2 separate regions of the Homo sapiens genome follow, and region 2 is linked to region 1. The links are chromatin loops, found by intact Hi-C in ENCODE. Cell type or tissue: tibial artery. All regions are shown on one strand. Links, peaks and the distances in the headings refer to the core of each region. The heading gives the core; the rest is flanking DNA.

Region 1 (4,407 bases), core at 329-4,328:
ATTCTAAGAGTCTTCCTTACAAGTAGATCTCTTGGCCTCAACCTGTAGCCTTTCCAACAGAATCTCTGGCAATGTGGCCCAGGAATTTACAGTTTTTATTATGCATTCCAAGATCACTCTATGCACTCTCACATTTGACAACCATGGATCAAGCAAATCAAATCCTAATAAATTTAACCTGAACATCCAACCTATTCCCTAAGTACCAAATATTATATAGAAGGATATAGGAAAGAACCACTGAAGAAATTTGATATTTCTGTTTTGACAATAGACCTACAAAGCATGATAAATTAGACCTATAAACTATGATAAGGAAAGAAACTGATTTCTCCTTTGGGGGGATTAGGTTAAATAGGTAATGGCACATTAAAGAACTAGAATTGGCCAGGTGCAGTGACTCATGTCTATAATCCCAGCATTTTGGGAGGCTGAGGCAGGTGTATCACCTGAGGTCAGAAGTTCAAGACCAGCTTGGCCAATATGGTGAAACCCCTTCTCTACTAAAAATACAGAAATTATCTGGGTGTGGTGGCACGTGCCTGTAATCCCAGCTACTCGGGAGCTGAGGCAGGAGAATCGCTCGAATTCAGGAGGCAGAGGCTAAAGTGAGCTGAGATCGTGTGCCACTGTACTCCAGCCTGGCCAACAAGAGTGAGACTCTGTCTCAAAAAGAAAAAAATATATAAAGAAAGAAAGAACTAAAATTCATCAAAGGTCACTTAAAGCAAAGCACTCTATTTATTCACATTTTATAGATACTAATTATGTTTTCACTCATGCTTTTCAGTATTTCAAAATAAAATGGCTCCTCATTTTCATGCCAAAACATCTTTACAAAAATTGTTACAGATTATTTCCAATACCTTTTGCTCAGCAATTTGGCATCAACACTACTCAGGCAACAACATTCATATGGTAATAGTTAAATTTGTTTTTCACTAGGGCCCTCTCAGCCAAATTTTTCATTTCCAGCCTGCGCATGCTGAACTCTAGAAGATGTTGTAATTATTTTATTGAACATGGGTATTTCTAAATCAATTAATATCATGTATGTTGCCAATTATTTTCCTGCTTAAAGAGTGGGCGTTACTCTGTAAATTTGTTTCTTTTAATCTTATTTCTCAGGTAACAGTTAGACTGGATTTGAATTTCACCTCTTTCTCTTCTTAGCTGCATGGCATTGCAAGAATGTTAACCTCTTTGAAGCTTACTTTCCTCATCTCTAAAATGAAAATAACACTTATTTTGCAGTGTTGTCAGGAGTAAAGATGTTGACTGAGATAATGCATGGAGATGGAGCAGAGTACTTGGCACATAGTAACCGATTCTAGTTTTTTTGGTGCCTAACAAATTACCCCCAACCTATAGAAGCAAACACTTCACTTTGTCCCTCATTTGTTAGGCTAGGGCTTGGCTAGACCATTTACTCTATGGGGCTCTGAAATGGTTGTACTCAGATGTTGGCTGAAACTACAGTTATCTGAAAGCCCAACTGGACTTGATGTCAAAGATGGCTCACTCAAAAACTAGCACTTGAAGTGGTATAAAAGTCTGGGCCTCTTGTCCCAATTCAGGCATTGACTCCTGCACCTGAAGGAACAATAATCAAAGATCAGAGGCATAGAAGTCTGGAAAAGAAGGAAGTGGATAAAATAATGGAAGTGGGCACAGAGTATGTGAATATGCAAATATCATGACTCACATTAATACCCACTGAAGAGCATCCATCACAGAATAGGCACCCAACAACCAACTGGACAAGATGATCCCTCCTTTGGGTGTCAACCATCTTATTTACTCAGCCACATTTTTGCGGACATAATGAGTCATGAATGAAATGGCTATTGACTCAAGGATAGAGGATAACCCTGACATAATGAGATACAGAACTAAATGGGGATAGAGGACTAAATAGCATGGGCTTTCACTTACCACAAATGATCTAGTTACTGCCTCTATGGAATGCCTTAACACTAGCAGCAATGTGACACCATCCCTGAGACTATCCAACTGTCTAATTTCAATTGAAATCTGGCTTTTCATTTCATACCTAGAGAAAATTTTTCCAACACTACTATTATTTACCTGAACCATTGATATGGTATTACATACAACATTGCCTCACACTAGTAGACACTAACAGCAAAGAAGATGTAAGAATGTGTACATACTCACAGAATCCATTGGATCTATTAGACACCTCATCACCCAGAAGCAGTTAGTCTGATGAAACAATAGGATATGATGTTAAGTGGCTTTGCAAAGGCAACAGCTCAAGGATAACATCTTGTGAGGTTGGGATGCAGTCCCTTAGAATGTGGCTTATACTCTGAACCAATAGCCCATTCCCAGTCCTGTATCCCCAGTAGAAAATGTACACAGGTTTGGAAACCAAAGGTAGAAGTAGCGTTGGTGATTTTCACCATCACTCTCAGTGGCTCACTTTCAGAATATGTGCTTCCTGTCACTGCCATTTTAGGTTGTATTAGAAGTCCTATTTCCTAGGATGGACTGCTTCCATCAGTGTATCACTTTAAGGGTTCTACTATGCTTGAAGCTATGACTATCACTGGTCGTGCTGAACTCATCATGCTGGAGGATCAGCAGACAAAGAGTTAACTACACTGGGGATAATAATTGACCTTGATTTCCATGAGGAATTAGAATTGCTGTTACACATTGAGATCAAGCAAGAATGTATCTGGAAAGGAGGAGACTCACTGGGATGTCTTTTGGAGCTTCTACACTCAGTGATAACAGAATCAGCAACTTCAGTGACCACAGTCCAGCAAGGGCAAGGAAACTAGGGCTTCAAACCCTTAGTTCTGGGATCTCTCTACAAGGCATACAACTAGACCAGCTACTGGACAAATATAAGGAAAATTCAAAATAGATGGTGGAAAAGAGAAAATATTGATCGTGGCTTTAGGACTAGCTATGACTAGTGATGACTGTAGTTCATTCAACTCTACTATTAGTTCAACTCTGTTATTAAATCCTTGCAAGTTTGGCCACTACCTTGAAAAAGATTCTGTGATGGACTGGAGGGAATAAGAATAACTGAGAGGTGAAAGAGATGAACTGTAGGTAAAAGGAATGATACCTCTTGGGCTCTACTTCGAATCTTCTTTATAGCCTACTCCAAGACTGCGGTGTTGATCAGTTCTTTGAAGGTTTCAATTAGTTTCCCAAAAGTGCAACCTGACAGCACTTGATACAGGCCTGGGCTAAATATCTCTCAATTCCAGCTGGGTTTTGTTTGGTTGGTTTGATGTGCCCACATGGAAATTCTGCAAGAACTTAATGCATCATTCAGAAGTGCAAGGGAGTAAATATCAGCGAGGTGTTCCTTGACCAATGGGACACAGAAGCTAAAGGAAGGATATCTTCTCTACTCCTTTTGGACCAATTCTGAAGCGCATACCATAAAACTCTTCACAGTGACCCATAGAACTGGGCACTGCTGCTGTGGCAGACTCAATAATGCATTATTGCATTTGCTTTTCCTCTTTCCTATTCAATCTTTCACCACTTCTTGCTTTCAAAGATTGCTTCATAAATAAACTACCTCTACAGAAGCTTTATCTTAGAATCTGGTTTCAGAGGATGTCTAAAACAAATGATTGTTAGGCCTGGATTATTTCACTTGATATAAGACAAAGGGTAAATACTTGAGGGGATGAATGCCCCATTCTTCATGATGTGTTTGTTGTACATTGTATGCCTGTATCAAAACATCTGTGTACTCCATAAATATATACACCTACTATGTACCCACAAAAATAAAATAAAATAATTTAAAATAGAAAAAATATGTAAACAAGTGACTATTAGGGAATCTAAGGTCATGGTAAGCCAAAGTAAAAGAATTTCTGGAACATGAAAATATTAATCATGTTGATGCAGTATACTTCTACACAGGGATGTGGGAAACTTTCCTTGTTTATTACATCAGGAGTTGGCCCAATTAAGTTATGTTTGAAACCTTTAGAAAAGTACCTAATGAGGGCATTTAATTCTCATTATTTCTAATTCTAAGCCTGGAAATTATCATAATATCTAGATCTAAAGAGTTCAAAACATGATGTATCCAAGTCTGGAAAGATTTCAATCTGACCCTCCCATTTATGTCATCGGGATGCGTGCAAGAAGAGCCAAAGACAATGCTTGGCTGCCCTTTACACAAAGGGAAGTCTCCCTGCTATGGAAGATAGACACTGACACATGTCATTTCTGATTTTAAAACACTTTCCACTCATCTCTGAGCATTTCTCAAAAAGCTTGAGAATCTGGTGCCGTAAAACATAGCAAACAAGATGAATTCAGAATTCACAAACATTGTTTTCAACTTCCTCTGCTTGGCATATTTTTTTGAGCATTTCACAGTGGGATACACGCTTCCAG
Region 2 (4,407 bases), core at 70-4,069, 51 kb after region 1:
GTCACCATATAATCCTTGGAAATTAAAACTAAGACTCTTAATTATCCTTTCACTGTCTTGGGTTTTCTTTCCTTTCTTGTCCAACATTAACTGCTTCTGCAATTGTGATAAAGCAATGATCGCTATCAAAAGGTCCTTCAGCTAGCCCTGAAAATAATTTCCTAGGAACCCCTGCTTTTTGCTAGGAATCATGTAAACCTTCTTAACCTCATCATTTTTATGGTATTTTGTTTTGTTTTGTTTACCCTTAGGGGATATTAAATTTTTATGTGGCTAAACTTCTCTGTACATAGGCCAAAGTAATGTTTTGCAACAAATAGAATGATTTAAAAGCATTTTGATTTCACGGGAAGGCTGTTAATGTACACTGAAAATTGTGTGGCAGCAAAATGAGATACTCTCAGCCGCACAGTTTATCTAGGGGCACCTGTATAAAACAGGCCTCATTTAGCATTAAATCTCATTTTATGTGATCAGGGTTTATCTTTAAATGGGCCACTCAGGATTCATGCTATAAGACTTTTTTACTGAGTTTCAAGAGAAGGTCCTTCCACCCTTCACCCATACCCTTATAATGCAATTTATCATAAAATTTGCCTAGATTTTGGCCAAATTAGCACTGTATATGTCATGTGCATCTGGTATATATTTATTAAATAAAAACAACAAAAAATATATAAAAATACTTTGGAAAATTGTAAAATAATATGTTATTAATGTTATCAAGTGATTTGCCTGATTTCCTCTAAACATGTTAGGAACTCACTATTTAGAGATGTCAAATTACTTCACATGAATAATCAGGGATAGGCTTAGGATCACAAAGTGCATGAAAGTTCATATTGTAGGTCATTCATAGCATTTTCAAATGTAACAGTACTTAGAAAGGAGTGTCTGTGTGTGCATGTGTAGCTATATAAAGTACAAAAATATGAGAGATGTGGAAACTATTCCTATTGCGTGTATACAATAATTTCTTTCTGAGAACTCAAGGTGCATGGCACATAATGTTATGTTTTAGGGAAAATCTACCGGGAGAATCTGATCCCTTTTACTTCTTTCATTTTAAAGTTTCTCAATTTTATTGATGTCTTCTTTGAGATTACTACTTGAAAAATATTTAAAATGGGTGTTAGTTCTATTGCATTTATTTATTTTTATTTTTGTTTTGTGAAACAGGGTCTCGCTCTCTCACCCAGGCTGGAGTGCAGTGGCACTATCTCGGCTCACTGCAACCTCCACCTCCTGGGTTCAAGCAATTCTCCTGCCTCAGTCTCCCGAATAGCTGGAATTACAGGTGCCCACCACCACGCCTGGGTAATTTTTGTATTTTTAGTAGAGATGGGGTTTCACCATGTTGGGCAGGCTGGTCTCGAACTCCTGACCTCAGGCAATCCACCAGCTTTAGCATCCCAAAGTGCTGGGATTACAGGCATGAGGCACCACACTCGGCCTAGTTTTATCGACTTTAAAATCACTCTCCTTTTTTTTTTTTTATTCTAGAAAAAACAATTAGCAGGTGGGGAAAGCTTTCTAAGATTCATATGTCTATTACTGATGTTAACATTAGAATGTCAACTTATTTTTGTTCTTTGTCGCTGGTGATGTTTCAATACCTTCTAAGTGGATTTTCAGTATGACAGAAGAAAATATTATAGGCACTGACTCTAGGTTTAACTTCCGGGCATGTGCAGATAGGCCAAGTAAATGCTCCAGAGGCAACAATAACCTGACATGTGTTTCTCAGTTTTGGACGAAGTTTTTCATCTGGCGAAAAAACTTTATTCCCTGGCATTTTTCCTTTTCTGAGAAAAATCTCAAGTAAAATATAAAGCAGTAGAAAGGGGACAAATGGAGTTACAAAAACAAAACAAAACAAAACAAAAAAACAGTGTAACAAGAAATTTGGGCAGGTAAGGTTCTAAAGTAGAAAGCAGAATTCATCTTGTATATCTTCTTATGGTGTCAGATACAAGCAAATATTCAATGAAATGAAAATGATTATAAGCTTTGTTGTGGGCTGAACAATGGACCCTCAAGATGTCCACATCCTAATCCCCAGAACCTGTGATTGTTACCTTCTACGGCAAAAAGGACTCCGCAGGCATGATTATGTTAAGGGTTTTGACGCAGAAAGATTATCTAGGATAATCTAAGTGGGTTCAATGTGGTCAGAGTGGTCCTTATAAGAGGGAGGCAGCAGAGCAGTCACAACAGGGGATGCAATGACTGAAGCAGAGCTTGGAGTGCTAGGCTTTGAGGATGAAGGAAGGGGCCACAGGCTAAGGAATACTGGCAGCCGCTAGAAGCTACTTCAGGCAAAGAAATAAGTTCTTCTCTCTGAGCCTCTAGAAAGAGCTAGTCCTCTTGAAACCTTAACTTTACCTAATTGAAATAGATTTGGGACTTCTGATCTCCAGAACTGTAAGAGAATACATTTGTGTTGTGTTAAGCAACTGTGGTAATTTGTTACAGCAGCAAGAGGAAACTAATACAAGCCCTCTCTTCTCGAGTTAATTGATGTTCAAAGTGTTCTTGAAAAGTTAGAAATGATAAACATATGCAGTAATGACCCTGGGTTGAGATTTATCAGACTGATTTTTGAAATTAAGGAAAATATTTTTAAGGCAAAGTGATACCTTCTGTTTTATTAATGATTTTAAAGGAATAATTTGAGGAGTATGATATTTTTACTCTGCCAGCTCAATAAATGTTATAGTTTTAAAATAAATTATAGATTGGCTTTTCTCTATCATTTTGAGTTAGAATTTTAAAAATCATTGATTTAACTGTATAAATTCACCACCTCAGAGCTTTTTGAGTGTTGACAGTAATACAGAGATGCTGAGCTACCAATAATGTCATTGTAATTTTCTTCTCTTTTTTTAGTATTGTGTTATTGTAATCATATCACTACCTCTAAAAATGAGAAAAAGTACACTGAATATTCCAGGTCACAATTTAGTCTTTGATATCCTTTAAAATAATTATTTAAAATCCTTTCAAGCTTTCTGAGACACCTAGCTTATTATGAAGAATTCCAAGATGTTAAAACTACTAAAATTTTTCCCCATTTTGTAAAACATTAAGAATTTGTTGAAGATTTTTTACACTTGAACATATTGTTTAAAATATAATCTTTCTTTCCATGTGACAGCCTCACACAAACAAAGTATTTACAGAAGATGCAGGTCTGTCATTGCTGTTTAATTAACAGAGACTTTCAGAACTAGAGGATATTAAAAAAAGAACTAAAAAGAACACTTTATTGTGATAATAATAATGGCTTCATTTCACATCAGAATTTCAACTAGTAAAAATTCTATTTACAGGTGTCATCTGCTAGAACTAGTCAATCTTGTTTTATATTGTGAGTTTTTCTTTCCCCAATTACTTATACAAATCAGATGGTGGAGTACATGATAAGAAGTTTAGATTTGCTTCTAATTTGGCACATGATGTAACAATTTCCTTTCTCTATCATTTATTACTTTGGAAGCTTTTGGTTTCTTTGTTTGGCATCTAAATTGTTTAAAATCACCTTGCCTTTTAGTTCATGGAGACAATGCATATCTTTTTCATAGTCTACACCCTAGAACAACCATACCCAATATTTTTGGCACCACGGACCAGTTTCGTGGAAGCCAATTTTTCCACAGACCGGGGGGTGGGGGGTGGGGATGGTTTCAGGATAATTCAAGTGGATTACATTTATTATGTACTTTATTTCTATTATTATTACATTGTTATATATAATGAAATAATTACACAACTCACTATAATGTAGAATCAGTGGGAGCCTGAGCTTGTTTTCCTGCAACTAGATGGTCCCATCTGGGGGTGGTGGGAGACAACAACAGATCATCAGGTATTAGATTCTCATAAGAAATGCGCAACTTAGATCCCTCACACACAGTTCCAAAAGGGTTTGTGCTCCTTGAGAATCTAATGCTGCTGCTGATCTCACAGGAGACACAGCTCAGGTGGTAATGCGAGCGACGGGGAATTGCTGTAAATACCCATGAAGTTTCACTTGCTTTCCACTCATCTCCTGCTGTGTGGCCTGGTTTCTAACAGGCCATGGACCAGTACCAGTCCATGACCTGGGGGATGGGATCCCTGCTCTAGAAGACTAGTTCTTGCCTTCTTGCCAATTATTTCTAGTCAAACTGAAACCTACTTAAATGTACATTTTAATAACTTTAACAATTTATTTTGGATCACCCACTGACATTTACAATGTTGTAAATATAATTCATCTAAGATACAAATAACTTCATGGCAATTAGGAAACCCTATTTAGGTTCCACTTTTTAAAATTGTGAATTCTTAGATCACAGTATCCTTCTACATTAAGACAATGCAAACTTTGTGAAAGGCTAGCAATTGTAACATACTATGGATTTT

The links. Hi-C counts contacts between places; a loop is a spot of excess contacts. Peaks named below come from ENCODE experiments on the same cell type or tissue, not always from the same donor. Only the 100,000 strongest peaks of a DNase experiment are listed, where the experiment ranks them.
Region 2: a loop joins it to region 1, with 11 times the contacts of the local background. A loop is called at or near these places in 1 of 110 quality-filtered maps.

The regions. Positions count from the first base shown.
Region 1 is chr4:79,846,695-79,851,101 of GRCh38, forward strand. The region is part of intron 1 of PCAT4 (prostate cancer associated transcript 4); the gene reads left to right. Among named protein-coding and RNA genes, the nearest start is that of PCAT4, 21 kb to the left of the region's middle. In tibial artery, for the core only: no CTCF peak of the experiment used is centred there; no DNase peak of the experiment used is centred there.
Region 2 is chr4:79,897,912-79,902,318 of GRCh38, forward strand. ANTXR2 (ANTXR cell adhesion molecule 2) reads right to left here. Exons shown (of 17, transcript NM_058172.6): 17 at 3,235-4,407. Among named protein-coding and RNA genes, the nearest start is that of PCAT4, 73 kb to the left of the region's middle. RefSeq lists a silencer at 770-970. In tibial artery, for the core only: no CTCF peak of the experiment used is centred there; a DNase peak (open chromatin) is centred at 2,216.